7 separate regions of the Homo sapiens genome follow, and regions 1, 2, 3, 4, 6 and 7 are each linked to region 5. A link is a loop called in an ENCODE intact Hi-C map of the cell type or tissue named here. Cell type or tissue: sigmoid colon. All regions are shown on one strand. Links, peaks and the distances in the headings refer to the core of each region. The heading gives the core; the rest is flanking DNA. Region 1 overlaps OSER1-DT (OSER1 divergent transcript). Region 2 overlaps KCNK15-AS1 (KCNK15 and WISP2 antisense RNA 1). Region 3 overlaps PKIG (cAMP-dependent protein kinase inhibitor gamma). Region 4 overlaps SERINC3 (serine incorporator 3). Region 5 overlaps HNF4A (hepatocyte nuclear factor 4 alpha). Region 6 has its middle 14 kb from the start of LINC01260. Region 7 has its middle 18 kb from the start of YWHAB.

What was found. A loop is a pair of places that touch in the nucleus more often than their neighbours do. Peaks named below come from ENCODE experiments on the same cell type or tissue, not always from the same donor. Only the 100,000 strongest peaks of a DNase experiment are listed, where the experiment ranks them.
Region 1: it touches region 5 in a loop (3-fold over the local background); 77 of 110 quality-filtered maps call a loop at or near these places.
Region 2: it touches region 5 in a loop (5-fold over the local background); 34 of 110 quality-filtered maps call a loop at or near these places.
Region 3: a loop joins it to region 5, with 14 times the contacts of the local background. A loop is called at or near these places in 90 of 110 quality-filtered maps.
Region 4: a loop joins it to region 5, with 2.7 times the contacts of the local background. A loop is called at or near these places in 6 of 110 quality-filtered maps.
Region 6: a loop joins it to region 5, with 8 times the contacts of the local background. A loop is called at or near these places in 43 of 110 quality-filtered maps.
Region 7: it touches region 5 in a loop (4-fold over the local background); 17 of 110 quality-filtered maps call a loop at or near these places.

The regions. Positions count from the first base shown.
Region 1 is chr20:44,215,464-44,219,888 of GRCh38, forward strand. All of the region lies in intron 2 of OSER1-DT (OSER1 divergent transcript), which reads left to right. Among named protein-coding and RNA genes, the nearest start is that of OSER1-DT, 6.7 kb to the left of the region's middle. In sigmoid colon, for the core only: a CTCF peak has its summit at 2,062 (motif pointing right); a DNase peak (open chromatin) is centred at 2,062; H3K27ac peaks cover 489 bases.
Region 2 is chr20:44,731,167-44,735,591 of GRCh38, forward strand. All of the region lies in intron 3 of KCNK15-AS1 (KCNK15 and WISP2 antisense RNA 1), which reads right to left. Among named protein-coding and RNA genes, the nearest start is that of KCNK15, 12 kb to the right of the region's middle. In sigmoid colon, for the core only: a CTCF peak has its summit at 2,389 (motif pointing left); a DNase peak (open chromatin) is centred at 2,385.
Region 3 is chr20:44,608,453-44,612,877 of GRCh38, forward strand. All of the region lies in intron 2 of PKIG (cAMP-dependent protein kinase inhibitor gamma), which reads left to right. Among named protein-coding and RNA genes, the nearest start is that of PKIG, 28 kb to the left of the region's middle. RefSeq lists enhancers at 601-1,175, 1,933-2,002, 2,053-2,152, 2,183-2,242. In sigmoid colon, for the core only: CTCF peaks have their summits at 1,722 (motif pointing left) and 1,927; DNase peaks (open chromatin) are centred at 1,249 and 1,679; H3K4me3 peaks cover 820 bases; H3K27ac peaks cover 1,467 bases.
Region 4 is chr20:44,512,592-44,517,016 of GRCh38, forward strand. It overlaps SERINC3 (serine incorporator 3), which reads right to left. Exons shown (of 10, transcript NM_006811.4): 2 at 1,288-1,449; 3 at 210-403. Among named protein-coding and RNA genes, the nearest start is that of SERINC3, 7.3 kb to the right of the region's middle. In sigmoid colon, for the core only: no CTCF peak of the experiment used is centred there; no DNase peak of the experiment used is centred there.
Region 5 is chr20:44,382,339-44,386,763 of GRCh38, forward strand. All of the region lies in intron 1 of HNF4A (hepatocyte nuclear factor 4 alpha), which reads left to right. HNF4A-AS1 (HNF4A antisense RNA 1) reads right to left here. Exons shown (of 3, transcript NR_172878.1): 2 at 2,185-2,334. Among named protein-coding and RNA genes, the nearest start is that of HNF4A-AS1, 11 kb to the right of the region's middle. In sigmoid colon, for the core only: CTCF peaks have their summits at 2,210 (motif pointing right) and 2,414; a DNase peak (open chromatin) is centred at 2,233; H3K27ac peaks cover 215 bases; H3K27me3 peaks cover 2,280 bases.
Region 6 is chr20:44,683,677-44,688,101 of GRCh38, forward strand. No RefSeq gene overlaps it. Among named protein-coding and RNA genes, the nearest start is that of LINC01260, 14 kb to the left of the region's middle. RefSeq lists a silencer at 1,572-1,691. In sigmoid colon, for the core only: CTCF peaks have their summits at 1,675 (motif pointing right) and 1,877; a DNase peak (open chromatin) is centred at 1,695.
Region 7 is chr20:44,865,749-44,870,173 of GRCh38, forward strand. No RefSeq gene overlaps it. Among named protein-coding and RNA genes, the nearest start is that of YWHAB, 18 kb to the right of the region's middle. In sigmoid colon, for the core only: CTCF peaks have their summits at 2,000 (motif pointing left) and 2,199; a DNase peak (open chromatin) is centred at 2,023; H3K4me3 peaks cover 492 bases.

The DNA.
Region 1 (4,425 bases), core at 174-4,173, 170 kb before region 5:
ATGGTGATCCAGGCCTGAGATGATGGTGATCGAAGGGGCAGGTGGCCCTAAGTATGGAGAACAAGTGAGCCGATTGGAAAGTTGCGTAGATCAGGCCTTGGGGAGAGATTGACTACGAACAGGATGGGCAGTGAGAGAAAGCTGACAATGATACTTTGCTTTCCAGTTTGAGCAACTGAATGGATATTGGTGCCCATCTCAATTAAACTCTGTTGAACCCAGCTGACAGTGAGCAGAGGAAGAACATTTAAATGGAGAATCATAGTAACAGCTAATACTTTCTTTTATTTCTTTCCTTTTCTTTTCTTTTTTTTGAGACAGAGTCTTGCTCTGTTGCCCAGGCTGGGGTGCAGTGGTGCAATCTTGGCTCACTGCAACCTCTGCTTCCCTAATTCAAGTGATTCTCCTGCCTTAGTCACCCACGTGTGCCACCATGCCTGGCTAATTTTTGTTTGTTTGTTTGTTTGTGGAGACAGCGTTTTGCCATGTTGGCCAGGCTGCTCTCGGACTCCTGGCCTCAAGTGATCTGCCTGCCTCAGCCTCCCAAAGTGCTGGGACTGCAGGCATGAGCTACCATGCCCAGCCTATGAGGGCTAATACTTTCATAGCTCTTCCTATGCATCAGAAGACTCATTTTAATTCTCACCACAATTCTATGAGATTACCATTATCACACTCATCTTCCAGATGAGGAAACTGAAGCAAAGAGAAGTTAAGTAACTCACCAAGGTCACACAGCTAACAAGTGGCAGAGCTAGAATTTGAACCTAGGCAGCTTGGTAGAGTCTGTGCTGTCACTGCCTCTCTGTGCTGATATATCTCTAAATTAGTTCAGTTTGGACAGAGTGAACCTGAGAGATCCGTGGGGCAGCCGCGTGGAGGTGTCTAGCAGGCATGCAGATATATGGTTCTGAAGCTCACATGGGAGGTGGGGACTGGAAATAAAGACTGTGGAGTCTGCATACAGGTGGCCATTGAAGCCACAGGAAAGGTCAGGACCCTTAAGGAGAGGGTGGGAGATAATCAGAGGAAAGAAACAAGGGAGCCCTGGAAGGCAAACACAAGCATTCCAGTTGTGGGAAGGACATAGTCCTTTCTGCAAATGAATACACTGCACCTGGCTTATAGATCTTCAGTCAACAGATAGTCCATCCCGCAGAATTTGTTTGGCTCTGGGTACCCTGACAAAATGGAGTTCCTGGAGCCACAGCCCTAAGGACCTGCCTCAATGGTGGTGATCCTCCCCACTTTCTTCTACCATGAGAGTCCACTGGGGGCCTGTTGGCTTCTCTGGGCATCTGTTTTTTGCCCCTCCCTACAACTGAAGAGCCTCCAGCTCCTCTGTCTACCACCCGTCCACTTCGTCAGCTCAGGTCCCCTCCCTGTCTCTACGACCACAGTAACATTTCACCTGGAGCTTCTTCAGGTCCCTCCTGAACTTATTTTCAGCCCTTTACCCGTACATTTCTTGTATCTCCTGCTAGATTCTAAATTTCTGGAGGGCAAGAAAAACCTATTATGTTGACTTTCCCTCCCTCAACTCCTGCTCCCCTGTGTGTGTTAAATGGCCCGACCCCGTTGTCCCATGGGACTTCGCATGCAGTCCACCAGAATAGGAGCTGTACCTACCACAGGAGCCAGTGAGTCCATCAGTCAGTCAGTCATCTCAGCAAATAATTCCAGTTGTCTACTGGCTTTCTGGAAACATGACTGGGGACTGTTGATGCCTTTGACAGTTGATTCAAGCAGCAGGACCTTTCACAACAGCCTCCTGTTTTTGTGGATGGGGAATAGGCAAGGGTTGGGAAGCGGGAATTCGCCGCTCTTTCTTGTCATTCTCTTCATAGCCCCCAAGCTACTGTGGTCTATTGTTTTGATAGTTGCTTTCCCGAAATGTTAACAGGATGGAGAGTAAAGGAGGTAAAGGAGGACTCTGATGCCTCAGCCATGCGCCTGTGTGCCGATTCCCATTAAGCCTGCACCAATTTGATTTCCAAGACTCCAGTCAATCCTCAGAGCTCCAGGAGGGGAGGGGCAGCTTTTCCTGGTAGCTGCTGATCACCAGCAGAGGGAGCCCTAGGACTGCAGGGCCTCTTTCCTTACCGTTGGTGAAGCCCTTCACTGTGGCTTCAAAACTGTGGAAGACCCGGGATTTGTGGATCACTTGCCTTTAGAATAGAATCAAGAAATAAAGCTGCAGAAGAAAGAATCTCCATGTGGTAAGGATTGGAAGGGAGTGTTGAGAGGGGCTTTTGGGGTGCTGGTAATATTGTTCTTTGACCCGATGTTGGTTATAGGAGTGTGTGCTATAATGTGGTATATGTACATTTTTCTGTGCGTATAACTAAACTTCAGTTAAAAGTTTTTAAAACTTAAACATCTCTATGTATACCACAAAATAGGTATCAGGTTAGGGTGAGCGGTTTTTTTCCCTACAATTCTTAACCTTATCTGAGTCACAAGACAGCCCTCCCTCCCTTCCTCCGAGAAAGCCACAGACCACTGGTTAAGGACTTCTCCTGCAGCAGCCGAATAGAGAAAGTGAGCAAAGGACATGAGCAGACGGTTCACAGCAAAAGAAATACAAATAGCACTTAAACTTATGAAAAAATGCTCAATCTCAATCTTCAAAGAGAAGTGCTTATAAAAAGTATGCGGAGATACCATTTTTAACCTGTCAGATTGGCAGAAATCCCAAAGCTTGACAGCATGCCCTGTGGATGGGGCTGGAGGTGGGGGAGTCGGGAGAATAAATAGCAGGACTTTTAATACATTACCAGTGGGATTGTGAAATTGACAGCCCTGTTGATTTGGGCAATATCTACCAAAATTACAAGTCTAAGAGTCTACCCTGTAGATGACATTTGTACCTATATGTAATAATTTATGTAAAAGATGATCCATTGCAACATTGGCTGCAATAGCAAAAGATCAGAAACAACTGAAGTGTATGTACAGGACTGGTGCATCCACAAAGCAAAATACTATATAACTGGGAAAAAGTTTGAGGAAGCTGTGTGTGCGCTGAGGAAAGATCTCTAAGATATAGGTGAAAAAAAGCACGACGTACAGCTAAGAATATATGTTTGTATTGCTTCTATCTTCATAAAGAAAAACTGATAAGCTAGACAAGTAACTAAGAAGTGTTTCAGGAAGTGGTTGGGGGCCAGCAGGAGGGGCCGGGCTTCTGAGTGTATACCTTGTGTTCTGATTTTTGAATCATGTCAGTGTATAACCTGTGCAAAACAAAACAAAGTTTAGAGTTCCTGCTCTAAAGCTGCTGAGCTAAGCCTTTAGGAATTCATAAATTATTATATCTGCCCAATTAAAGAATAGGTGGGTTTGGTTTTTCAGTTTGAACTGAGCTGTGTCTTGGTGAGAGTCTTCAGCTTACTCCACATTTGAACACAGTTCAGGAAAGTGTATTGCAGTTTCCTGGCTCAGCCTAACTCTCAAGAATTCTTTCTTTACCCTCCATATGCTCAAAACCAATCTTGCCCCTCAAGTGTTGACACTCAGCTAGCTATCATTTTTCAAAGTATTTCATTTTCAGCTTATGTATTCATGAGCATCTAACTCTGCCTGAGGGGGAGAAGAGAAGTTTTCACCAGAAAAGTATATCTGTGTTTTCAGAAACCAATAGATATGAAATCTTGCTCTCCATCCCTTATCTTTGCCTGTCTCTATAGCCATCCTTTCTCCTTTCCCTCCTCCTAGCTAAAACCAATCCCAGCTCTCCTCCCTTCTCAGGAAACTCACTTTCTTCTGTATATGCAAACACACATCATGTCTTCTGTCATAGTAAAACCAAAAACAAAAAAAGCAAACCCCAAACCCACAAAGCCCCCTTCTACCCAGGTTCCCCACAGAGCTCCTGTCCTTTTCTCCCTGTTGGAGCCTTAGCCAGTGGCTCTACTTCTTCCCCTCTCCACCCACCCCCCTTCTCTCTCTCTCTGGGTCGGTCTCTCTCTGTCTCTCTCTCTCTCTCAGTGGCTGTACTTCTTCCCCTCTCCACCCACCCCCCTTCTCTCTCTGTGTGTGTGTGTGTGTGTGTGTGTGTGTGTCTCTGTGTCTCTGTCTCACCACCCTTTCTTCAATCTACTGCAACCAGACTTCTATCTCACCAAAACGTTCCTTGCCAAGGTCATGGATAACCTCCTTGTTGCTGAATACAGTGGCCCTAGTCTCATTCTCATGTTGCTTGAGTTTTGAGCCCTGCCTGACGCTGAACACAGCCGCCTCCTCCACTCGCTCTCCTTTCAGTCCCTGTGGCCACTGCTCACAGGGGCACCCTCTCAGCCTCACCTTTTCTATCTCCTCTGCAGGCTCCTCTTTTCTTGCCGGTCTGCTGACCCTCAGGGGCCATGCCTTGGCTGTCTTCTCATCTCACATTCACTTCCAGGATGATGCCGGGTTGGAGAATAT
Region 2 (4,425 bases), core at 258-4,257, 350 kb after region 5:
GTACCCGGCTGTGTGCAGTGGCGAGCACGCCTGTAATCCCAGCACTTTGGGAGGCCGAGGCGGGCGGATCACCTGAAGTCGGGAGTTCGAGACCAGCCTGGCCAACAAGGTGAAACCCCATCTCTACTAAAAATACAAAAATTAGCCAGGCGTGGTGGCACGCACCTGTAATCCCAGCTACTTGGAAGGCTGAGGCATGAGAATCACTTGAACCCAGGAGGTGGAGGTTGCAGTGAGCCAAGATCATGCCACTGCACTCCAGTCTGGGCAACAGAGCAAGACTCTGCCAAAAAAAAAAAAAATAGTGAGTATCCACTCCGCAGGGGTATTGTGAGTATTAGGAAGGTAATTCCTCCATGTTCTTCAACTGAAGCTATTATTATCATCCTGCCTGCAATTCTTGGCAAGTGTTGTGAAGGCAAAGACTGGGAATCCTCTTGTTTGTGGAGAAGAGGAAACGTGTCGGGGGCAAAGTCACAGGGGCAAACCAGGTTTACCCTCTCTGAAGCTCTCACGGCCACAGGTGCCCAGGCCTGGCCATTCCTCCATGGGAAGCTTCTGCACTCACTTCCTCAGTGCTGGCCTGGGTCTGCGGGGCAAGCTGAGTGTCCCGGGGCAGAATGCTTTCTGGAGAGGACTCCGCTACCAGCTGTGGCTGAAGGACCTGGCACAGGGCCTGTTCCTGGGGCCCTTGGCACACCATCCTCCTCCAGCCGAGAGCCGTAAGGAAGAAGTTTCCCTAGTGAAGGGCATCAACAGGCCCCAGGAGGTCCTCCTGCCTGCCAGGACACCCGTGGTCCTCCCCATCCTAACTAGTTACAATTAAAATGAATCTAGCAAACACAGACAGCCAGGCCCTCCCACGCCCTGCTCTGGGATCCAGGAACAACGACGGCGCCCAGGGGAGCCCACACACTTAAGGGGAGCAGCTTACAGTCTCACTGTTTATTGAGCAGCTACTGTGTTCTTGATGCTTTTGTAAACCAGAAAGTGTCTGAGACAGGTCTCAATCAGTTTAGACATTTATTTTTCCAAGGTTAAGGACACGCCCAGTAGAGAGGTCTGTGCCTTTCTCTAAAGATGACTTTGAGGGCTTCAGTATTTAAAGGGGAAAGCAGGCTGGAGGGGAAAGAAGGAGGGTCTGGAAATCCACATATTGCAAGAGAAAAAGAGCAGGTAGGGAAATTATGTATTCGATTATGTATTCGTCTCACGCTCTGTAACTTTACATAAGATAAGGTGAACACAGAGTGGCTACTCGTGGAGATACCTGGCCTTTTATCTGTGGCTCTCTGCTTACGAACAAAGGAAAGGCAGCTTGTTGCATGACTCAACTTTCAGCTTAGTTTTTTCCTTTTGGCAGAGTGAATTGGGGTTTTCATTTTCCTTTCACACTTTCTATACCTTCTCTTATTGAAAATGAGGTGGTTGCTGTGATCTGCATTTTACAGATGAGAAGCTGAGGCTTGAAGAATAGAATCACCACTCACAATCCAGGATGGGAAGTCAGAACCAGCTGAACCAGCGGCTAGCCCAGCCTCTCTCCCTCTCTCTCTGTTCCTCTCTCTTTCTTCTATCTCTCTATGTTTCTCTCTCTCACCGTTTCTCTCTTCTGTCTCTCTCTCTCTCATCCTCTCTCCTCCTCTCTTTCCATTTTGTTTCTCTTTTCCTTGGCTTTTTCTTCTTTCTTGAATTTTTAATGAAGTATAAAAAGTATACAAGGCCAGGCACGGTGGCTCATGCCTGTAATCCCAGTACTTTGGGAGGCTGAGGCGGGTGGATCGCGTGAGCTCAGGAGTTCGAGACCAGCCTGGGTAACGTAGTGAAACCCCCTCTACAAAAAATACAAAAATCAGCCGGGCATGGTGGCACATGCCCGTAGTCCAAGCTACACTGGAGGCTGAGGTGGGAGGATGGCTTGAGCCCAGGAGGCGGAGGTTGCAGTGAGCCGAGATTGCATCACTGCTTCTAGCCTGGGTGACAAGAGTGAGACCCTGTCTCAGAAAAAACAAAACAAACAAACAAACAAAAAGTATACAAATAAAAGTGTTCAGTTAGTCCAGTTTTCACAAATGAGCACACCCATGCAATCAGTACCTGGGTCAACAGCAGGACCATGCATTGCCTGCACCTCCAAAATCCACCTTGGTCTCCCTCTCTTCACTACCCACAAGATAATCACTATCCTGACTTCTAACAGATAGATCCATTGTACCTGACCAGAGGCAGCAGCCATCACCTGGAGACTTGTTAGAAATGCCCCATCCCAGACCTACAGAAGCTCTGGGAGTAGGGCCCAGAAATCTATTTTAACAAACCTCCCATCTCGTTAAAATCAGACACAGCTCCAGCTCGGGGGAGGACAGCAGTGATGTGCTGCTGCCTCCTTGTGGCATTTCCATGCATGAACAGCCGAGAGGCCACCTGCCAGGAGGAGGCTGTCTTCAAGGGGCAACTCCAACAGCCTCCCTGGGAGGTACCCCTCGACTTTCTGCCTAGGAAAGGGGAGGCAACCAATGGCCACCATGTGTCAGGTGCTAACGAAAAGGCCACCTGCCTCTCCATGGCTAAAATGTGGTCTAGGGTCTGAGGTGCATTCTCAGCCATCTGATTCTCAAGAATTCATCTTTTTTCACTTCCACTGACATGAATTATGACATCAGGGAGAACCCAAGGGCAGAAGTAGGGGCCAAGTCCTCTTCATCACCTCCAGGTTGGCTGACAAACTTGGTTGCAAGTGGCCCCATCACACTGGCCTGGTCTTTATCTATGGCCCCTTTGTCAGAGGCGTTAGACCAGAGCAACTCCATTTTGAGTAGGGGCTGGGTAAAATAAGGCTGAGTCCTACTGGGCTGCATTGCCAGACGATGAGGCATTCTAAGTCACAGGATGAGATGGGAGGTCGGCACAAGATACAGATCATAAAGACCTTGTTGATAAAACAGGCTGCAGAAGCTGGCCAAAACCCACCAAAACCAAGATGGCGACGAGAGTGACCTCTGGTAGTCCTCACTGCCACACTCCTACCAGCGCCATGAGAGTTTACAAATGCCATGCCAATGTCAGGAAGTTACACTCTATGGTCTAAAAAGGGGACACATGAATAATCCACCTCTTGTTTAGCATGTCATCAAGAAATAACCTTAAAAATGGGCAACCGGCAGCCCTGAGGGCTCTTCTGTCTATGGAGTAGCCATTCTTTATTCCTTTACTTTCTTAATAAACTTGCTTTCTCTTTGTGGACTTGCCTTAAATTCTTTCTTGCAGGAGATCCAAGAACACTCTCTTGGGGTCTGGATCAGGACCCCTTTCTGGTCACACCTCCACTGCCCAATGCCCCCTCACCACTGGCTTTCATGAAAAAGGTTTTAACGTCTTCGCTGGGCCAGGTCTTTTCATCCAGTCTCTGTTGGATGGCCAATAACCTAACGTGAACCTCTTCAGCAGCTTCTCCCCTGCCCTGAAGCCAGCAGGGGTGGGACACAGGTGACTGACTTGACTCCCTCTACCCTCTCAACCCCCTCACTACCACTCACCTCAAGGACACACCCTCCAGGTCCACTAACCCCCCTGCCTCTCTCAGTCTCTGAGACATCTCACTGCAGTCCCACTCCCCTGCCTTCCTCTCTTGACCCCTGCTCTGTGGCCATCTGACTAAAACCCAGAGTTGGAGAACCTGGTGGTATCACCGCTTACTCCAGATGGCTGATGATCTTTATGTTCTGGATCGGGTCTCAATCCAGACCCCAAGAGAGGGTTCTTGGAGCTCGCACAAGAAATAACTCAGGGTGAGTCCATAAAGTGAAAGTGAGTTTATTAAGAAAGTAAAGGAATAAAGAATGGCTACTCTAAGTCACAGGATTCTAAGTCACAGGATGAGATAGGAGGTCAGCACAAGATACAGATCATAAAGACCTTGTGGTAAGACAGGTTGCAATCAAGAAGTCGGCTAAATCAGAACCTGGTGGCAGAAACTGGTGCTGCGCTGCCTACTCCAGATGGCTGATGTGGCATCTGTGGAATGCAAAGTCTCCCTGAGTCTTTTCCCCACGTCAGGAAGATTGCTTAAGTATCAGACTGCAGTTGCCAGAATAAATCTAAATTTATTTTAAATGTTCATGTCAACAGTCATATTTGTAATGTTTTTTTCCTTAAAAAACATGTTGTACATATGGATGTTCGTCATTGCTATTTATACCTTTATGCCTGTCTTTATTAGCTAGGGTAAACCAGATCCCAGTAATAAATAAACCCGAAATCCAGTGGCATACCAAGGGACCAGGGGAGGTGGTAGTGTTACAGGAAGGGGGTCCCAGTCCAGACCCCAAGAGAGGGATCTGGATCTTGGAACTCGCGTAAGAAAGAACTCAAGGCGAGTCCATAAAGTGAAAGTGAATTTATTAAGAAAGCAAAGGAATAATGCTC
Region 3 (4,425 bases), core at 198-4,197, 230 kb after region 5:
ATGTGACACATCCATTTAGGAACTCATTTTGGTGTCTTTAGTTTCCTGCTATTATAAATAATACTGTGGGCCAGGCGCAGTGGCTTAGGCCTGTAATCCCAACACTTTGGAAGTCCGAGGCAGGAGGATCACTTGAGCCCAGGAGTTTGAGACCACGAGTTTGAGACCACCTTGGTTAACATAATGAGATTCCCATCCCTGAAAAAAAATGAGCCAGACATGGAATAGTCCCAGCTACTCAGGAGGCTGAGGCAACAGGATTGCTTGAGCCCAGGAAGTTGAGGCTACAGTGAGCCATGATTGTACCACTGCACTCCAGCCTGTGTGACACAGCGAGACCCTGTCTCAAAAAAAAAAAAAAAAATACTATGAGGAACATCTTTGTACATTTTATCTTCATGTAGATCTTGGATTATTTTCTTAGAATAGATTATTATAAACTGATTTAGTAGCTAAAAGATATGGAAAAAGTTGAGGTTTCTGGATACACACTGTCAAGTCACTGCCCAAGGAGGTCTTGGAAGTTTACAGTCTCATTAACAGGGTTTGAGAATGACCATTTTCTGACAGGATTTCCAACTCTGAGGATTCTTTATTTCCCCATTTGCTGTTGACTCTAAAGATGAGAGGGTGAGTGACGAATATAAATATGGGAGAAAAATAAAACGATGTGTTTCTGCTTTCGATTGGAGAGCTCCCCAGAGCCGTCTTTGGAATTGCTGTTCCCTGAGGGGATATGGTAGCCAGAGCATGTTGGCCCAGCTGATGTTTTCTAGGATTGGTCTTTGAGTGTGGCATTTGCTGTCTCTGTGTCCCGAGGGCCAGTGGCCTGCACTGGGCAGCCTGTAACATCAGATGGCATTGTGAGATCAAAGCCCCAGGAGACATTCCAGCATGAAGCTGGCCTTTCAGATAGAGCCTGTAATTCCATCCCATGGTGTCAGGTCCTAGGACAAGAACACCTGCACAGCACTCCACGGTGCACGGAGGCCCTTCTCAACAGCCCCAAGAAGGAACTGCGGCTCCTCCCCACAGAGGACAGGCGGGCAGCAGGGGAGAAGAGGGATAGACACAAACTCCCTCTCCTTCAGAGGCCCGAGAGTGAAATCCAGCGAGTGTGCATGGAGCGCCTGCTCTTTACCAGGTGCTGGATGAGAATCAGGGAATGCAGCGGCCAGAACCTGTTGGCTCAGCTGCCAGGATTAGGTTTCAGCTGGACATGGGAAAAATCCAGACCAAATTCCTGTTCCCGTGGAGCTGACAGTCTAACTGAGGAAGAGCCGAGGACTCGGAGGCTCCGGGAGCCAGTGTGGCCTGCTCGGGGTTTGTCATTTTCCAGAGCAGCGGGTTTCAGGTGGGGCTGAGGCCCTTCTGAGCCGTGGCTGTAAACCGGCCTCACTCACCTCAGAGGGCAGCTGTGGCCACTGAGTGCGTGATGTGTATGAAAACACAGGCACCTGGGCCATGGTACCTTTCCTTATCGTAGGAATTGTCAGCATCATTTTTATCCTCTGTTATTACTGTTATTATCATAAGCCATTTTCCTGTCCTGAAGCATTGAGCGGTTTCCCCAGAGGCAGAGCGCAGGAGTGAACCTCCGTGACCTGTAGAAGGAGCCACCTCTGGAACTTCCGGGAATTCTTTTAGCCAAGGAGGAGCCAGAGCGTGACTAGGGCAGCGCGCAAGGCTGCTAGGAAGATAGGCAGGGTGCGCCATCTGCTGTAGCCGGGGGGAATTGCCGTGGACAGTGTCCTGGCCCTCCTCTATTTTACACAGGGGAAATGAAGGCCCCAAGAAAGGCAGGGTCTTGCCCAGGGTTAGGTGGCAGAGCTTGGGTTTAAGGTCACGTGTCTCATTCTTTGCTCTTTCTACCATAGGACACCTCCCTGTCTCACCTGTCTGATCTTTGAGGGCCCCTAATTCATTCTTTAGGTGTTTCTTCTGAGCTAGGTGTTGTGGGGGGATGTGGGCCTTGCCCTCCATACTGATCCTCTTCTCTGTCTCTCTCTTTCTCTCTCTCTCTCTCTCTCTCTTCTCTCTCTCTCTCTCACACACACACACACACACACACACACACCTGCAGCACTTACTGGCTCAACCCCACCCTGGGTGCCTTCTGGGCACTTCTGCCAATGTCAGCTACCTTCTAAAAGCATTGCACAATAATTTGGGTTTATAAAACTTCAACCATTGAAAAAATATAGACTTAGAAAACGAAAGTTCCCCTTAATCACAAAGAACCACAGTTGACAGGGTTGATAGATGTTTTTTCAGATTTTTTTTTCATATGTCTGCTATCTTTCCCCACAGGAACTGGGTTTTATTTTAGGTGTTGTTTTGCAACCTCTGTTTTTCAGTTGCCAGTTTATCTCAGACATTGTCCTATGTCAGTACAGGCCCATCTGGCACATTTCTTTATTATTTTTTTTTTACTGACATGTCATTGTATATATTTGTGGGGTGCAACTTGATGTTTTGATACATATATGTTGTATAATAATCAGATCAGGGCAGTTAGCATATCCATCATCTCATGCATTTATTTCTTTGTGATGAGAATATTCAAAAGCTTCTGTAGTTATTTTGTAATATAGAATGCCTTTTTTTTTTTTTTTTTTGAGACGGAGTCTCGCTCTGTCTTGCCCAGGGTGGAGTGCAGTGGCGTGATCTCAGCTCACGGCAGTCTCCGCCTCATGGGTTCAAGAGATTCTCCTGTCTCAGCCTCCAGAGTAACTGAGACTACAGGCGTGTGCTACCACACCCGACTAATTTTGTATTTTTAGTAGAGGCGACGTTTCACGATGTTGGCCAGCCCAGTCTCGAACTTCTGACCTCAGGTGAACTACCCGCCTCGGCCTCCCAAAGTGCTGGGATTATAGGCATGAGCCACCGCACCCGGCCTAGAATGCCTTATTGTTAACCATCACCATACTGTACAATAGAACAGGAACTTACTGCTCCTATCTAATTGTAACTATGTACCCGTTGACCAGCTTTCCATCCTTTCCTCTCCTCTCCCCTCCCCAGTCTCTGGTAACCACTGTTGTATTCTCTCCTTCTATATCAACTTTTTTTTTTTTTTTTGACAGAGTTTTGCTCTGTCACCTAGGCTAGAGTGCAGTGTCATGATCTTGGCTCACTGCAAGCTCCGCCTCCTGGGTTCACGCCATTCTCCTGCCTCAGCCTCCTGAGTAGCTGGGACTACAGGCGCCTGCCACCACGCCTGGCTAATTTTTGTTTGTTTTTTTAGTAGAGAGGGGGTTTCACCATGTTGGCCAGGATGGTCTCGATCTCCTGACCTAGTGATCCACCCGCCTCGGCCTCCCAAAGTACTGGGATTACAGGTGTGAGCCACTGTGCCTAGCCGATAACAAATTTTTTTTTTTTTAAGATTCCATGTATGCGTAAAATCATGCAGTATTTGTGTTTCTGTGTCTGGCTTATTTCACTTAACATTATGTCCTCCAGGTTTATCCGTTTTGTCCCAAATAACAAGATTTCATTCTTTTTTATGGCTGAATAGTATTCCTTTGTGTATATATACATTTTCTGTATCCATTCAATCATGTTGGACATTTGGGTTGATTCCATATCTTGGCTATTATAAATAGTGCTGCAGTAAACATAGGAGGTCAGATGTCTTCTTGACATACCAATGTCAGTTCTTTGGATATATACCTAGTAGTGGGATTGTTGGGTCATATGGTACTGTTTTTAATTTTCTCAGGAACCCTCCATACTGTTTTCCATAGTGGCTGTATGGCACATTTCTTTTTTATGACTACTTCATAATTCACGCGATGCCTAACCTCCTGGTGGACATTTGGGTGGTTTCCTATAGGCTGCTATTACTGACCAGGTGCAGTAAACATCCTCACACTAGAGAAAACATTGGGCATTTGCCTGAGTGGGTCTAGAACTAGGATTTGCTGGGTGGGCCCATGGGCCCACCCCACTGGACTATGAACTCCTAAAGTCAGGCCAGTGCTTAGACCACCCCTCCCACTTACTAATTCAGGTCTGCGAGGTAGCCAGAGTCCATGCAATGACTGCTATCTAATTGCCTTCAGAAAACCATAGGTGCTCAATGAGAGATACTAGTATCCCCTTCGCAAATTAACCTTTTGTTAATATAGTAGCAGTACTTCTTGTTGCCAAGAGTACATAAATGGACAATCTTGTGTGCTACTGGTGGGAATATAAATAAAAACAGCACTGACTTTATAAGTCTTTCTGCCAATTTTTTGTCATCATGAATACCACTGTGCTATTTGGGAAGGCAACTGGGAAATGTGTCAAAAATCTAAAAATTATTTCACCCTTCCCTTTAGCCCAGCAGTTCTACTTCTAGGGATATACTCTCAGGAAACAATTAGGGATGGGCACAGAGACTTTCATAAAGTCCCAGTGCTGTGTGTGGCGGTA
Region 4 (4,425 bases), core at 192-4,191, 130 kb after region 5:
TAAAAAGACAAGACCCCCTATCCCCTCCATGTTACAGCAATCTAACTGAAAATGACATTAAAACAATTTCACATGCATAATAGATCAGAAATGCATCTGAGCCACTCATTTACATATTCCATTGATTTCATCAGAATGGCTATATTAACTGCTGAAGGGAAGGAAGAGCCACACCATAATGTAACCAGTTAATCATAAATCTAACATACCCATTGTGTACTGCCGCTCGGAGATCTTTACTTGTTTTTACTTTGAACATGAGCAGAGAAAAGACAAAGAAAAAGATGGCCATGGCAAAGCTGATCCGATACACAGCTTTATAACCAACCAGCACATCACAATCTTTATCTGCATTTATATCAGCCTCATGGATTTTAAATCCCCCTTCACAAAATCCAGGAATCTGGAAAAAAGCAATTTCAATGTTACGAGAATATCTACATTTAGACAGAGACTCTAACCCACTGCAGGAAAGCCTGGATTTAGAAAATTAACTACTTCAACAACTGCAAGACTGACTATGGAATTTTTCTCTTTGTCTTCCAATTCATTTACAATCTTGTTACCAAACAGTATAAATAACATGCATTTTAAAAATAAAAATGCTCTCTCGGCTGGGCACGGTGGCTCACATCTGTAATCCCAGTATTTTGGGGGACCGAGGTGGGTGGATCACGAGGTCAGGAGTTCGAGACCACCCTGGCCAGCATGGTGAAAACCCTATCTCTACTAAAAATACAAAAAATTACCCGGGCATGGTGGTGCATGCTTATAATCCCAGCTACTCGGGAGGCTGAGGCAGGAGAATTGCTTGAACCAGGGAGGCGGAGGTTGCAGTGAGCCAAGATCATGTCACTGCACTCCAGCCTGGGCAACAGAGTGAGTCTTAGTTTCAAAAAAATATGGTCTCTCTTCTTTGCCCTTTTAGGATGAAGAGGCTGTGTGCCACTTTCCTGTGAGATTTTCCAGCTACGACTGAGTCCTTCCAAAGGTGAAGAACTAGTCCAGTTTAGATGCTTCGACCTTTAACACATAAGGAAAGAAAATGTTTTGGAGCCACCCTTTTAATGTTTTCTCTCAGTTGTTCGACTGGAGCCCAGATGTTCATTCTGTATTTCTGGAAAAGGACTAATGTCCTCATATTTCTGTGTTTTGACCACACCCCCATATAAGTAAAAAATCTCCAAATTACAACCAACTTGATTAACAACGACGAAATAAAACTAGAATTTTGCAGAATATAAAAATAAAAATAACCAATACCTTAAGGGCACTGTTACTTCTTACCTTCTTCAAGTAAGTTTCCATCTCTTTTCTCTGCATGATATAGGATACGACAGTGCTCAGGAGGAGAATGAAAGCATAAATGAGGCGAGTCACCGTGGAATTCTTACTGTTAGGACAGCAACTACACAGCAAACATGAGGCACCGCTGCAGAGGCATGGAACCTGGAATGAGCACACCATGGTCACCTGAGACCGCCTTCAGTATACTCCTTTATGACACAGATGTCGCAGAAGAGAAAGCGAGGCAAATCAGGCTTTATAGTTTTAACTCAGAGAATCATGGCTGGGAGGAAGTGGTTAAAAGTACGGGCTCTGGAGTAAATATTATTTCTGCCGCTTTTTACCCCAGCAAGTTACGTACTCTAACCCCATTTGACCATTTGTAAAATGAGCTCAATAATGGAATTTTCCTCCCTCAGACTCTGCTGTATTAAATGAGCACTCAACACTACCTAAAATGCATTAACAGTTCAATAAATGTTAATTATATTCTGAGAGCATCATTTGTTTTAAAATATGAGAAAAATATAAACCTAACTCCACTTGCTGCTTACTGCGAATCCAAGTTACCAAAGCTGATATTACAACATAAAGCAACATGCCGGGCGTGGTGGCTCACGCCTGTAATCCCAGCACTTTGGGAGGCCGAGGCGGGTGGATCACAAGGTCAGGAGATCGAGACCATCCTGGCTAACACGGTGAAACCCTGTCTCTACTAAAAATACAGAAAAAATTAGCCGGGTGTGGTGGCGGACGCCTGTAGTCCCAGCTACTCAGGAGGCTGAGGCAGGAGAATGGCATGAACCCAGGAGGCGGAGCTCACACTGAGCTGAGATTGCGCCACTGCACTCCAGCCTGGGCTACAGAGCGAGACTCCATCTCAAAAAAATAAAATAAAATAAAAAAATAAAGCAACACTACATGGAAACCCTCTGACAAATAATAACAGCAAGGGCCATTTAGCTCAATTCAAGAGGAACCAGGTTCCTCAGAAAGTTAAATACAGAATGACCATATGACCCAGAAAGTATATACCCGACCCCAATAGCTGTTTTGTTTGAAACTGCTATTAAAACAAAAGCTTGTACACGAATATTCACAGCACCACTATTTACAATCACCAAAATGTGGAAACAACCCACTGTCCATTAATTGATAAGTAAATATGGCCTAAGTAAAAATATGGTATATCTGGCTGGGTGCGGCAGCTCACACCTGTAATCCCAGCACTTTGGGAGGCTGAGGTGGGCAGGTCACCTGAGGTCAGGAGTTCAAGACCAGCCTGGCCAACATGATGAAATCCCATCTCTACTAAAAATACAAAAATTATCCGGGCGTGGTGGCTCATGCCTGTGGCCCCAACTACTCAGGAGGCTGAGGCAGGAGAATTGCTTGAACCCAGGAGGTGGAGGTTGCATTGAGCTGAAATCATGCCACTGCACTCCAGCCTGGGCAACAGAGTGAGACTTGGTCTATCTATACAATGGCTTATTCAGACATAATAGATAGATACATGATAGAACACAGGTGAACCCTGAAAACATCATGCAAAGTTATTTAAAAAGCCAGACATGAAAGGTCACATACTGTATTAGTGCATTTATATAATAAAATATCCAGAATAAGTGAATCTAGAGACAGAAGATTAGGGGTTGAAGGGAAGGGAAATGGGAGTGATGGTTTAATGGGTAAAGGATTTCCCTTTAGGGCGACGAACTAGACAGATGTGATGGCAGCAAAACATTGTGAATGTACTAAATGCCACTATACGCTTTTTTATTTTTTTTTTTTTGAGACAGTCTCACTCTGTTGCCCAGGCTGGAGTGCAGTGGCACAATCTCGGCTCACGGCAACCTCCACCTCCTGAGTTCAAGCAATTCTTGTGCTTTAGCCTCCCAAGTAGCTGGGACTACAGGTGTGCAATGCCACCCCCAGCTGATTTTTTTTTGTATTTTTTAGTAGAGACAGGGTTTTGTCATGTTGCCCAGGCTGGTCTTGAATTCCTGAGCTCAGGCAATCCACCCACACTGGCCACCGAAAGTGCTGGATTACAGGCGTGAGATACTGCACCCGGCCCACTAAACATTTTGAAATGGTTAATTTTATGTCAACTTTACCTCCTTTTTTTTAAAGAGTAACCTAGGGCCAGGCGTGGTGGCTCACGCCTGTAATCCCAGCACTTTGGGAGGCCAAGGCAGGTGGACCACAAGGTCAGGAGTTCAAGACCAGCCTGGCCAAGATGGTGAAACCCCATCTCTACTAAAAATACAAAAATTAGCCGGGTGCAGTGGCAGGCACCTGTAATCCCAGCTACTCAGGAGGCTGAGGCAGGAGAACTGCTTGAACCCGGGTGGCCAAGGTTGCAGTGAGCCAAGATTGTGCCACTGCACTCCAGCCTGGGCGACAGACTGAGACTCCGTCTCAAAAAAAAAGAGTAACCTAGATCTTTAGTCTGCTAAAATCTGTTAGTGACCACACTACATGAAAGAAGATATAATTTTATTTCTTTTTTTCTTTTCTTTCTTTTTTTTTGAGACAGGTTCTCACTCTGTCTCCCAGGCTGGAGTGCAGTAACGCCATCTCGGCTCACTGCAACCTCACCCTCCTGGGATCAAGCAATTCTACCTCAGCCTCCCAAGTAGCTGGGATTACAGGGATTACAGACACGTGCCACCATGCTCAGCTAATTTTTGTGTAAAGACAGGGTTTCACCATGTTGGCCAGGCTGGTCTCGAATTCCTGACCTCAAGTGATCTGCCCGCCTCCGCCTCCCAAAGGGCTGGGATTACATGCATGAGCCAATGCACCCGGCCTTTGTTTTGTTTTGTTTTAAAAAGACAAGGCGTCACTCTGTTGCCCAAGCTGGAGTACAGTTGTGTGATCACAGCTCACTGCAGCATCAAACTCCTGGGCTCAAGCGATCCTCTGGCCTCAGCCTCCTGAGTACAAGCAAGCACCACCATGCCCAGCTAAGAGAGGATATAATTTGAGTCATTATGCTTGATTAGGAAACTGCTTGAAATTGCTCTGAGGGGGTGACATTATCAAGTCATATTACAAGGACAAGCTAATTCAGAATTAGCAGAAGTAAACAATGGATAACTCTGGTCTTAAAATATGGTCCCAGGAATAATCTTC
Region 5 (4,425 bases), core at 166-4,165:
AGCAATTCTCCTGCCTCAGCCTCCCAAGTAGCTGGGACTACAGGTGCGTACCACTACGCAAGGCTAATTTTTGTATTTTTAGTAGAGATGGAGTTTCACCATGTTGGCCAACATGATCTCGATCTCTTGACCTCGTGATCCGCCCGCCTTGGCCTCCCAAAGCGCCAGGATTACAGGCATGAGCCATGCCGCTGCACTCGGCCTAAGGGGCATAGCTTTCTCATCCTCTGCCATCCTAGGAAAATTTTAAGTATTCATATTAAAATGAAAACTAAACACAATTGTCCATATATGCTCCTTAGGAGTAGAATGCCAAGGACCTCTTAGCTCCTCTGACCTGGGAACTACATTCTCTCTAATGATACATACGACTGGGTTAGAGGTTTGGGCAGCTGCCACCAAGTAAAACCTCTAGAATTTTGCTATGTCACTTTCTGCTAAGGTAGCTTTTCCCATCTACACTAAATAAATAAATCATCCAGGTGATTTATTTTTAACCAATGCAGAGGATTTTTTACTTATCTCCATGGAGTTCAAACATTTCTCCAGGCTGGGTGGGGTGACTCACGTCTGTAATCCCAACACTTTGAAGACTAAGAAGGGGCAGATTGCTTGAACCCAAGAGTTCCAGACCAGCCTGGGCAACATGGTGAAATCCCATATCTACAAAATATAGAAAAATTAGCCAGGGGTGGTGGTCCACACATGTAGTCCCAGCTACTCTGGAGGCTGAGGTAGGAGGATCATCTGAGCCTGGAGACTTGGAGGCTGCAGTGAGCTGTGATGGCGCCACTGCACTCCAGCCTGAGTGACAGAGACCCTGTCTCAAAAAAAACAAACAATAATTCACCAAATCTATTTGGATCTGGATCCTGCCATCATTTTATAGGTAATGCCTCCATAGCACTCACTAAGTGCCAGGCACACTTCTAAGCCCTTTTTATACATTAACACAAATAATCCCCACCACGACCTAATGCCATACACATCATTATGGTCACTATTTTGCAAATAAGAAAACAGTCACAGAGCAGTTCAGTAACTTGTCCAGGGTCACACAGCTAGTCCATGACTGAACCAGAATTTAAGCCCAGGATGTCAAGTTCCAGAATTGGTACACTCAGCCTCAATACTGTGCTGCCTTCAAATATTCTGACAATCTTAGACAGCTTTGGGGATCCAAAAGATTGAGAAGTACTCTTGGGGACCTCTTTTTTTTTTTTTTTTTTAAATACGGAGTCTCAACTCTCTCCCCCAGGCTGGAGTGCAGTGGTACAATCTCAGCTCACTGCAACCTCCGCCTCCTGGGTTCAAGTGATTCTCCTGCCTCAGCCTCCCAAGAGGCTGGGATATTACAGGCACATGCCATCATGCCCAGCTAATTTTTGCATTTTAAGTAGAGACAGGATATCACCATGTTGGCTAGGGTGGTCTTGAACTCCTGACCTCAAGTGATCTGCCCACCTCAGCCCCCCAAACTGCTGGGATTACAGGCATGAGCCACCGCACCTGGCTCCCATTTTTTTTTTAAGACGGAGTTTCACTCTTGTTGCCCAGGCTGGAGTGCAATGGAGCGATCTCGGCTCACTGCAACCTCCGCCTCCCAGGTTCAAGCAATTCTCCTGTCTCAGCCTCCTGAGTAGCTGGGATTACAGGCACATGCCACCACACCCGGCTAATTTTTGTATTTTTAGTAGAGATGGGGTTTCCTCATATTGGTCAGGCTGGTCTCGAACTCCTGACCTCAGGTGATCTTCCCACCTCGGCCTCCCAAATTCCTGGGATTACAGGTGTGAGCCATCACGCCTGGCCCCTGGCTCCTTTTTTTTTTTTTTTTTTTTTTTTTTAAATAAAGACCAAAGGTCCAGAGGCTTTGAAAGGCAAATAGTATTAAGTCAGGATTTGATATCAGGATTTCTTTCATTCTGTTTATTTTCTCATTGCTTTCTACTTATGATACTGTTTCATTTGGTAGTAATAATATTTCTTTCTAAAATAAATTGAAGTAAAAAGAAGTGAGTTGATGTAAGAAAAATGTTACAGATATGAAAAAATCATAATGGTCATTAAAAAATTAGTGAAACTTTGGAAAGACTGTGTTCAGTCAAGTGAAGTGAAGTTAGCTTGCAACCACAAAAAAACCCCTAAGTCTCAATGGTTTGAACAGCAAAGTTAATTGCTCACCTATAGTACACGCCCAGCATGGGTCGGCAGGGGGCGCTCCGCGTTGTGGAACGATTCATATCTATACTTGCTTCCCCAACAAGGGCAGCACTGGCCTTTAAAGCTTCTGCCCAGGTGTGACACAGGTTGTTTCTGCTCACATCTCGTTACCTGAAACAAGTAACATGGTCACATCTCATTTCAAAGGAAGCAAGAAAATGTAATCCCCATCATGTGCCGGAAAGGAGAGAAATAGAATAGTTGAGAACAGCCCTCAGAGAGACTATAAGTAAGGGGGCATAAAAGATGGGTCTAGAGAGATAGGCTGAGTCATGACTCACTGAATTTGTCTGACGTAGATCATGATGGCCCATCCCACCAAGTGGCCAACATTTGTTCCCAGAAAAGGGAGTGTGATGATCCCCCAGAAAGAACACAGTCTGACAACATTATTCTGATGAGCAGACACACCTCTCAGGCTGCCACTCAGGAGTCCTTTTGGGTGGGGAGGTGGGGATGCTGATATTTCCTAAGTGGTTTCAGCTGAACTCTGTGATCTTTTTTTTTTTTTTTTTTTTTTTTTTTTGCCTATTCCCTGAAGGGAGATGAGGCAATTTGGGCTTTGGCTGAGCTAGGGTTTGGTTCTGTCACCACTTGCTATCTAGGGAAGGGTAATAATTGGAAAGGAGAGGAATTCAAGGAGAGGGTCCAGGTGGGTAGGGAGCCTCACACAGGGTTTGGTGATCAGGTGATTGAGAGGCCTCCTTGAGGAGTTTTCAAAGTGCGGTCTGAGGGCACCTGGTATCAGAAGTGCCCAGAAGCTCATTAAACACTTGGGCCAGGTGCTCCATGGCTCCTGCCTTTAATCCCAGCACTTTGGGAGGCTGATTTGCTTGAGGCTGGGGTTCAAGACAAGCCTGGACAACATAGCAAGACACCTCCCCCCGTCTCTATTTTTTAATTAATTAATTTGTTTGTTTATTAATTTATGGACTCTCACTCTGTCGCCCAGGCTGGAGTGTAGTGGCCTGATCTCTTCTCACTGCAACCTCCGCCTCCCAGGTTCAAGCAATTCTCCTGCCCCAGCCTCCCAAGTAGCTGAAATTACAGGCATGCACCACCACACCCAGCTAGTTTTTGTACTTTTAGTAGAGACAAGGTTTCACCATGTTGGCCAGGCTGGTCTTGAATTCTTAGTCTCCAGTGATCCACCTGCCTTGGCCTCCCAAAGTGTTGGGATTACAGGCATGAGCCACCATGCCCCACCTCTATTTATTAAATATTTTCTTTTTTTTAATCTGATGACTAGGCCCACTGTTGGTCCTGGCACCTGGAGGTAGGACCCCAGGCATCTGATTTTTTTTGTTGTTTTTTTTAAGGCAGGGTCTCGCTCTGGCGCCCAGGCTGGAGTGCAGTGGCACGATCTTCACTCACTGGAACCTCCACCTCCCAGGTTCAAGCGATTCTCCTGCTTCAGCCTCCCGAGTAGCTGGGATTACAGGCATGCACCATCACGCCTGGCTAATTTTTTTTTTAATAGAGACAGGGTTTCACCATGTTGGCCAGGCTGGTCTTGAACTCCTGAACTCAGGTGATCCACCCACCTCCCAAAGTGCTGGGATTACAGGCGTGAGCCACCGTGCCCAGCCACCATCTGATTTTTTTTTTTTTTTTTTTTTTTTTGAGACAGAGTTTTGCTCTTGTTAACCAGGCTGGAGTGCAATGGCACGATCCCGGCTCACCACAACCTCTGCCTCATGGGTTTAAGTGATTTTCCTGTCTCAGCCTCCCAAGTAGCTGGGATTACAGGCATGTGCTACCACGCTCGGCTAATTTTGTATTTTTAGTAGAGACGAGGTCTCACCATGTTTGGCAGGCTGGTCTCGAACTCCTGAACTCAAGTGGTCCACCTGCCTCAGCCTCCCGAAGTGCTGGGATTACAGGTGTAAGCCACCTCGCCCAGCTGCCATCTGAATTTTTAATAATGGCCCCAGATGATTCTTATGGACACCAAGATTTGAGAAGCATTGAATGACTGAGAGAAAATTTCTTGTAAGGGTAGAAGCCCAGCACAGTGGTTCTCAGTGGAGATAATTTCAACCCCCAAGGGACATTTATAAATGTCTGGAGATAGTTTTGATTATCACACCTTGAGGGTAGGGAAAAGTGCTGCTGACATCTAGTGGCTAGAGGCCAGACATGCTGCCAGGGACAATGTACAGGACAGTCCCCACGACAAAGAATTCTCTAGCCCAAATGTCA
Region 6 (4,425 bases), core at 104-4,103, 300 kb after region 5:
GGGTGCAAAGCTCTGGAAGGCAGGTTTCTGCTTTCTGCTGCCCTCCAGTGGGCAAAGAAAGCAAACCTCTGGATCCATCTGGAAGCAGGTAGCAGGTGTTGCCCAAGTCAGCTGCGGCTAATAGTAATAATAATGGCTGCCGCTCAATGAGCACTTACCACGTGCAGACGTTTTTACACCTAATCTAATGTAACCTAACCCCTTTAAGCAATTTAATTAACATTTAATTCCTCTCTCAAGGTAGGAATCACTTCCTATATACCCATTTACATACATAATCTGAGACTTAGAAAAATGACTTCCCAAAGTCACAAAGCTGGTCAGTGGCAGAGCCGAGAGTGCAAGTCCTTGGAGATCAGAGGAGGAAGAGACCATGATCCTGGACCAGGAGACAGCCCTGCATTCTTGGGCACAGAGGTGAATTTACTGTGAGGCTGGTGACGCATCAGGGCTCCTGACTTGCATGTCCTCTCCCAGGGCCATGGAGGAACTTTCCAACGCATTCGCATGGGCATATGTTTCACATTTGCAAAACTAACACATTTCAGTTGCAATTGGCTGAGACCACTATCTCTCTCCACTGCCTAGAATAATGTCTTCACATAGTAGGTAATAAATATGTGCTAATAAATCCATTTTGTGTTTAATAAATCATGTTGAATGAATGGGTAGAGAAATGAAGGAAGGAAGGAAGTGGCATTTAGTTCAATCTTGAAGGAAGGGCAGGATTTGAGAGAGCGTTCCTCATGTAGCCTAGTGGGCCCCTCCACACACAGACCATCCAAGGCCATGAGTGGCCTTGAATGCCAGGGTGAGGAATCTGGCCTTAGGTGGTAGGCACTGGGGAGCCATGGAAGGTTGCAGAGCAGAGGAAGGATATGAGTGTAATTGTCAATTAGGCAAGAGTTGAATGTCAAATAAGAGGACAGGGCCCTACAGCGGGGGGCCAGAGTGGCTCAGATAAAACTCCCCTCATCCAGCACCACACAGAGAGCTGGTGCTCAGCCAGTGTGATCACAGAAGCCTCTGCTGGGGTGTCTATAAGCTCCCTGGAAGAAGATATCCAAATGCTTTGCATGTGTGGCTTTGTGTATGTGTGTGTGTGGGGGGGGGAGGGGAGGTGCTGAGTGTGGATTTGCTCAGCACTCTAGTGTGCCCAGCCCAACGTGGGGGAAAGGTCAAGGCCCTGTCTGGCTTAGGCAGGGAGTTCTCAGCATTGCAGTATGACTGAGCCTCTGGCTGGAAAGTAAGGGAGCCAAGAGAAAACAGGTTTAGAAGTTGGCTAGGCAGAAGTGGACCTATGAAATTCCAGCTGCACCAGCTGCTTCTTTTGCTAAGCTCCCGTCATCCTTTCTCTCTCTCCACTGGGTCTTTCTGAATGTCAAGAATCCCAGCCACTGTTTAGTTAGCACTTGTTTTTTGCCACACTCTGTGAAGCACCTTCAAGCCCGATCACCGGATTATTCCTCCAACAACGCCGAGAGTGAGAAGAATGGCTATTATTTCGATTTTATAGGTGAGGAAGTAGAAAGCCCAGAGAGGTGAAGTTGCTTACCTGAGGTCACATAGGAGTCAATGGTATACGTGAGATCAAACCCAGACTCCAGAGGCAGCCCCCCTCAGTCGCCAGCCGTCCTGCCTCCTCTCCTGGTCTAAGCTGGGGAGGAAAAACCCATCTTGGCCAGCAGGGGGCGGTGTGCCCTCAAGGATAAGCCCTGCTTCCCAGAACTCAGACAGAATTTGCCAGCAAGACAACAGCACGATTCTGAAATATCTGGCTTTGAGCCCTCATTTAGTCCCAACTCTGGTGGGGCCTGGAGAACGGGGAGAGGGGTGAGAGAAGTATAAAATAGCCCTCAAATTGGTGAGCCAATGGTTCACAGAAAGGAAAGCGCAGCGGCATTTTAACATATAAAAAGATTCTCATTTTCACTCCTAGGAAGAGAAACGTGTTAAACCCACACCACCTGAGCAGGCACTGTTTTGCTATCAAACTGGCAAACTTATGCAGGTGGGGATATGGAGACACACTCCTTCTTACATTGTTGGTGGGATTAAAACTTGGTTTTGGCCAGGTGCGATAGCTCACACCTGTAATCCCAGCACTTTGGGAGGCCGAGGAGGGCGGATCACCTGAGGTCGGGAGTTCAAGACCAGCCTGGCCAATATGGCGAAACCCTGTCTCTACTAAAAATACAAACATTAGCTGGGTGTGGTGGCACACGCCAGTAGTCCCAGCTACTCGGGAGGCTGAGGCAGGAGAATCACTTGAACCCAGGAGGCGGAGCTTGCAGTGAGCTGAGATCTCGCCATTGCACTCCATCCTGGGCAACAGAGTGAGACTCCATCTCCAAACAAACCAAAAAAAAAAAAAAAAAAAAACCAGAAAAGAAAACTTGGTTTAACACCTATAGAAGCTAATCTGGTAACATCTATCAAAATTAAAAATGCACATATCTAACAGGTATGCATGATACATTCATCAAAAGACTTGAACTAGACCTGCATGATCTGATGTGGAGCCACCCACCACATGTGGCTGCTGAGTCCTTGAAATATGGCTGATCCAAGCCTGGCTGACATGGCAAAACCCTGTCTCTACTAAAAATACAAAAATCAGCCAGGCGTGGTGGCACGTACCTGTAGTTCCAGCTACTTGGGAGGCTGAGGCACAACAATTGCTTGAACCCAGGGGCGGAGGCTGCAGTGAGCCAAGATCGTGCTACTGCACTCCGGCCTGAGCAGCAGAGCGAGACAGTCTCAGAAAAAAGAAAGAAATATGGCTGGTCAAATTGAGATGTGCTGCAAGTGTGAAATATATATGGGATTTTGTATACTAACAAAAATGCAAAATGACTCCTTAATAACTTGCTAATATTGATGATGTGTCGCAATAATATTTTGGATAGATTGGATTAAGTAATTTTTATTTTTGTTTTTTATTTTTTTGAGACGGAGTCTCACTATGTCGCCCAGGCTGGAGTGCAGTGGCATGATCTTGGCTCACTGCAACCTCTGCCTCCCGGATTCAAGTGACTCTCCTGCCTCAGCCTCCTGAGCAGCTGGGACTACAGGCACCTGCTACCACCCGTAGTTAATTTTGTTTTGTATGTTTAGTAGAGATGGGGTTTCACCATGTTGGCCAGGCTGGTCTCAAACTCCTGACCTCAAGTGATCTGCCCACCTCAGCCTCCCAAAATGCTGGGATTACAAGCATGAGCCACTGTACCTGGCCTGGGTTAAGTAATTTTTAAAATTACTTTTACCTATTTCTTTTTCTTTTTTGAATGTGGCTGCTAGAAATATACATGGCTTGCATTGTGGATCATATTATATATTTTTACCTTTTTATTGTGGTAAGATATGCATAACATTTACCATTTGGACCATTTTTAAGGGTCCAGAAGTTCAGCTGTGTTAAGTACATTCCCATTGTTGCGCAACCATCACCATCATCTACCCCCAGAGCGTTTTCATCTTCCCAAACTGACACTCTGCCTCTATAAAACAACAACTCCGCTTGCTCCTCTCCTCCCAGCCCCTGGCAGCCACTATTCTACTTTCTGTCTCTGTGAACTGGACTATTCTAGGTTGCCTCATACGGGAGAAATCATATACAATTTGTCCTTGGTTGCTGGCTTATTTCACTCAGTATAGTGTCTTCAAGGTTCACGCATGTTGTAGCATATGTCAGACCTTCCTTCCTTTTTTAAGACTGAATAATGTTCCATTGTAAGGATATACCACATTTTGTTTATCCATTCATTCACTGATGGGCATTTCGGTTGTTTCCACTTTTGGCTATGGTGAATAGTGCTGCTGTGAACATTTTGGTACAAATATCTGTTTGACTCATATTTTCAGTTCTTCTGTGTCTATCATATTTTATTGGACAGGACTATGCCAGTGATCTCCATAGCCACATAATTTGAAATATCCCTAAACCAGGAACTACCCAAATGCTCATCGACAGCAGAACGGATAAATTGTGGTATCTTCATACAATGCAATACTCCAGTGAGAATGAAAATGAATGAACAACTACACACAGCAGTGTAGATGGAACTTGCACACATATGTGTCGAGCAAAAGAAGCCACACGCAAAATAATACATATTGTGTGATTCCACTCACAAAAAGTTCACAAGAGGCAAAACTAATTTATGATGTTAAAGTCAGGATGATGGCTGCTCTTTGGGGGCCATCTGGGGGCTTCTCTGGGGCTGACAATGTTCTGGACACCATCTTCAGGAGCGTGGTCACTCCGTGAAAATTCATCAAGCTAAGCACTTGGGATTTGTGTGCAACTTTGTGTATAAGTTAGACTTCCATAAGAAATTCCAAAAGATGCTTTGATCCAGCAATTCCACTCTTAGGAATTAAACGACAGATATATTTTCATATGTGTGAAATGAGGTGTGTACA
Region 7 (4,425 bases), core at 289-4,288, 480 kb after region 5:
TCCCACTTTCCTGATTTAAATGCTCCCTATAAAAATTTAAATATATAAAGTTATAAGGAAGAAAGTAACATTCTTTGAAATCTCATCAGCATATAATAACTACTGTTAATATTTTACTGGGCATCTTTCATGCCTGTCTTAACGCGTATGGGCAATAGAAGTAACCTTTTTCATAAATCATAACAAATAATACACATTCTTTTAATCAAGAGCACCCTTTTTAAGTGTGATTTTTTTTTCTTATCTATCCTTTTCTTCTTCCTTTTCTGACCTCCATTAATCTCCCTTACTTACTCCACACTTTCTGGCTCACGATAACCCCTGTTAACAACTGATGTGTACACTTGCAGAATTTTCTCCAAGCCAATATAATTATACATTTCTTTATAGAAGTCCTGTTTTTAACTCTTGCAATATTCATATTAAAGGACACTAATGGGCTGTGCGCAGTGGCTCGTGCCTGTAATCTCAGCACTTTGGGAGGCCGAGACGGGAGGATCATTTGAGGTCAGGAGTTCGAGACCAGTCTGGCCAACATGGTGAAGTCTCATCTCTACAAAAATATATAAAACTTAGCCTGGCACGGTGGCATGCACCTGTGGTCCCAGCTGCTCAGGAGGCTGATGCTGGAGAATTGATTGAACCCAGGAGGCAGAGGTTGCAGTGAGCCCAGATCGCGCCACTGCACTCCAGTCTAGATGACAGAGTGGGACCCTGCCTCAAAAAAAAAAAAAAAAAGAAAAGAAAAGAAAAGAAAAGAAAAGAAAAGAAATAAAGGACACCAGTGGTGGCATTTGGGGCACCAGACAGTAACTGTTGAAAGAGATTTCAGCCATAGAAGGAGCCCTTCTTGACACCCCTAAAATTGCACTGCTGAGGTGATTGTCACGTGAGCTCACCCCGTCACAGTTCTGGAGTGAGCGTGAGAAGGCTGAGGGTGAGCACCTCTGTCCCCACCAAAGAAATGGATCGCCAGGCCCTGGTCTCGTGGTTTCCAGGTTTGCTTGCAGGCCTGCCTGCGAAGCTCAAGGAACTGCAGAGTCACTTCTGTCTGGAGCTCCTGAATGCAGTCCAGCTAACCTTCCCTACCCGGAAGCCCTTCAACATCTTTTCTCCATTCCCTTTACGGGTTTTATTCTTCTTTTGCCTGCTCAGCAATTTTCACCAGTCCAAGGACCGAATGCTCTGCTCTCAGATCAATAGCCCTTGGGAAGTACTGCAGACAGTCTCTGAGATGCACCCTAGCTGCTCCTGCAAAGGAATTGCTTTCTTTCTGACTCAGTTTCACTTGAATTAAGCTTCTTCTGCTTTATGAAAGCAGCCTCCTTCCAGAGCACAAGTTGACATCAACCCAGAACCAGAAAGAAATCAGTGGCTGGAACTTGTCTTATTCATCTCTGGAAAGTCCAGCTCTCCAGCAGAGGCTTAGAATTCTATTTCCTTTTTTGTTTCTTAGTCATTGCGCTTGAGAAGGCATTTAAAGATGCTCTTTGGCTAGAGTAAGTGCTCAGTAAGCATTTGTTGGCGAAGGGATAAAACAGTAAAGATGGAATAATCAGCATTTGGTAAATGGTTGGTGAAGGAGAATCAAATGAGATAACACATGTGAAATTGATATGTAATCTGTGAATAGTGAAAATTGTTCCTGGCCAGGCGTAGTGGCTCACACCTGTAATCCCAGCACTTTGGGAGGCCGAGGTAGGCGGATCACTTGAGGCCAGGAGTTCAAGACCAGCCTGGCCAACATGGTGAACCCCCCCCCTATTAAAAATACAAAAATGAGCCAGGCGTGGTGGCACATGACTGTAATCCCAGCTACTTGGGGGGCTGAGGCAGGAGAATCCCTCAAACCTGGGAGACGGAGGTTGCAGTGAGCCGAGATCGTGCCATTGCACTCCAGCCTGGGCGACAGAGCGAGACTCCATCTCAAAAAAAAAGAAAAAGAAAAAGAAAAAGAAAAAGAAAACCAAAGGGACTCGTCCGCAGCGTTATCTGCTGGCGCCATCTTCCGGAAATAAGTTAGCACAACAGGTCTATTTCTGTTTCAGCGGGGCGTGAGGGCACTGGAAATGCAGGCAAGGAGGGGAAAAGAGAGAATGAATTTTAGCAAAATCTCTCCATCTCCTCTGTCCTGGATCATCTAATTACTCTACCAAGATTATCATTTTAATGTAATAGTACTACTAACATGCTAGCACTTGTTTTGAGCACCTAGTACGTACCAGATACTGTGCTCAGTGTTTTACATGTGTTATTTCATCCTCACAGTAACTGCAAGAAGTGTATATAGTAAGTCCTCACTTAACTTCTTCGATGGGTTCTTGGAAACTGCGACTTTAAGCAAAATGATGTGCAGCACGTCCTCAAGTAATGTCCTTCCATTATGATTATGAGGGAAAAAATGGTTTCATCATACATCATTTCACTTAAAGTTGCAGTTTCCAAGAAACTATCAACATTCAGTTGATATTAAAAACCCGAGGCATACAAGGTGTATAGTGGACTTATCATCTCTAGGATTACATATCTAGTTGGTGTTTGGGATAAGACTGAAACCCAGTTCTGTCTGACTTCAGAGCCTGTGGTGGGCTGTTGTGAGTCAGGTCCCGAGGAATCAGACTCCAATATGGAGATTTGAAGTCAGGAAGTCTATTGCAGAGTGCTGTCGGGATTACATCTGTGGAAAGGAAAAGTCAAACTGCAGTGCAACCTCAGCAGAGGCCTTGGCTAATGCCATGGGGAATATAGAGCTGGGATGGCAAGAGGACAGGACCTTGGAATGTCCACCTCGAACAGTCATAGGGACTCAGCTGAGAGCTGCCAGCAGCCAATGCTCCCAGCAGCTGGGGGAATAAATGCCCCATCCTGGGGATGGGGGTCTGGGTGGCACACCACAGTATGCACTGCAGCGCCCACTACCTATTCCCCATGCATTGCTCCTCAAATAAGGGAGATGGCTGGGAGGGAGACAACATCAGTGATGGGGTAGTGGAGGAGGAATTCAGAGAGTAAAAATGGTTTTGTCTGTCTTCCATCCACCTGTGACCTAGGCTATGCATGCCATCCAGCTGCAATAACCAATACATTTGGGTCATTCATGTTGATATAATGTATGGATTATTTTATGGGTTGCAAGCCATTAACAAATAAATAAAATGCAATATTCCACTGGCTGATTGGAGATGCATTCTTTGACATTCTCAAATAAGAAATGGAAGAATTGGCCAGGCACAGTGGCTCACGCCTGTAATCCTAACCCTTTGGGAGTCCAAGGCTGGGGGATCACTTGAGGTCAGGTGTTTGAAACCAGCCTGGCCAACATGATGAAACCCCATGTCTACTAAAAATACAAAAAAAAAAAAGCCAGGCGTGGTGGTGGGCGCCTGTAATCCCAGCTACTTGGGAGGCTGAGGCAGGAGAATCACTTGAACCCAGGAGTCGGAGGTTGCAGTGAGCCGAGATCATGCCACTACACTCCAGCCTGGGCGATAGAGTGAGATTCCATCTGAAAAATAAAAATAAAAATAAAATAAAAAGGAGATGGTGCCTTCTGCCCTGGGGTTAAAAAAATTAAAAAATTAAATTAAAAAGAGATGGATCTATTTGTATAATATGGAAAGACCTCTAAGACATATTTTTGCATGAAGAAATAAGATTCAGTACCCTAATAAACTATATAAAAATTATATCTATTTCTAGAGTTTTACATACACTATAAAAGGATGGAATTTTACCGACTTGCCCTATGGAAGGATTCTACATCCCCACCCCACGTAAGTCAGGCATAGCCATATGATTTGCTTTGGCCAAGGGAATTTGAGTGGAAGTGACATGTGAGACATCCAAGCAGAAGCTTTAAGAGGCTCCCCCATTCTCTCTTTTCCTTATTCCATGAGATCAGCATGTTCCAGCTGCTTCTTCCAGCTGTGTCCAGAGATACAGCTGAATTCAACCCATCACAAACATGCAATTAAGATATAAATTTTTAGGCTGGGCGCAGTGGCTCACGCCTGTAATCCCAGCACTCTGGGAGGCTGAGGCAGATGGATTGCTTGAGCTGGGGAGTTCGAGACCAGCCTGAGCAACATGGTAAAACCCTGTCTCCACAAAAACCACAAAAAATTAGCTGGGCCTTGTGGCACACATCTGTAGTCCCAGCTACTTGGGAGGCTGAGATGAGAGGATCACCTGAGCCCAGGAGGTCGAGGCTACGGTGAGCCATGATCATGCCACTGCACTACAGCCTGGGAGACAGAGTGAGACCCTGTCTCAACAAAAAAACAAACAAACAAAAGACATAAACTTTTATTAATATAAGACACTGAGACTTTGAGGATGTTGTTATTGTAGGTTATTGTAGCATAACCTAACCTACCATCACTGATAATACATGTTGCTATATATAACTGATATGTGGTTACTTCT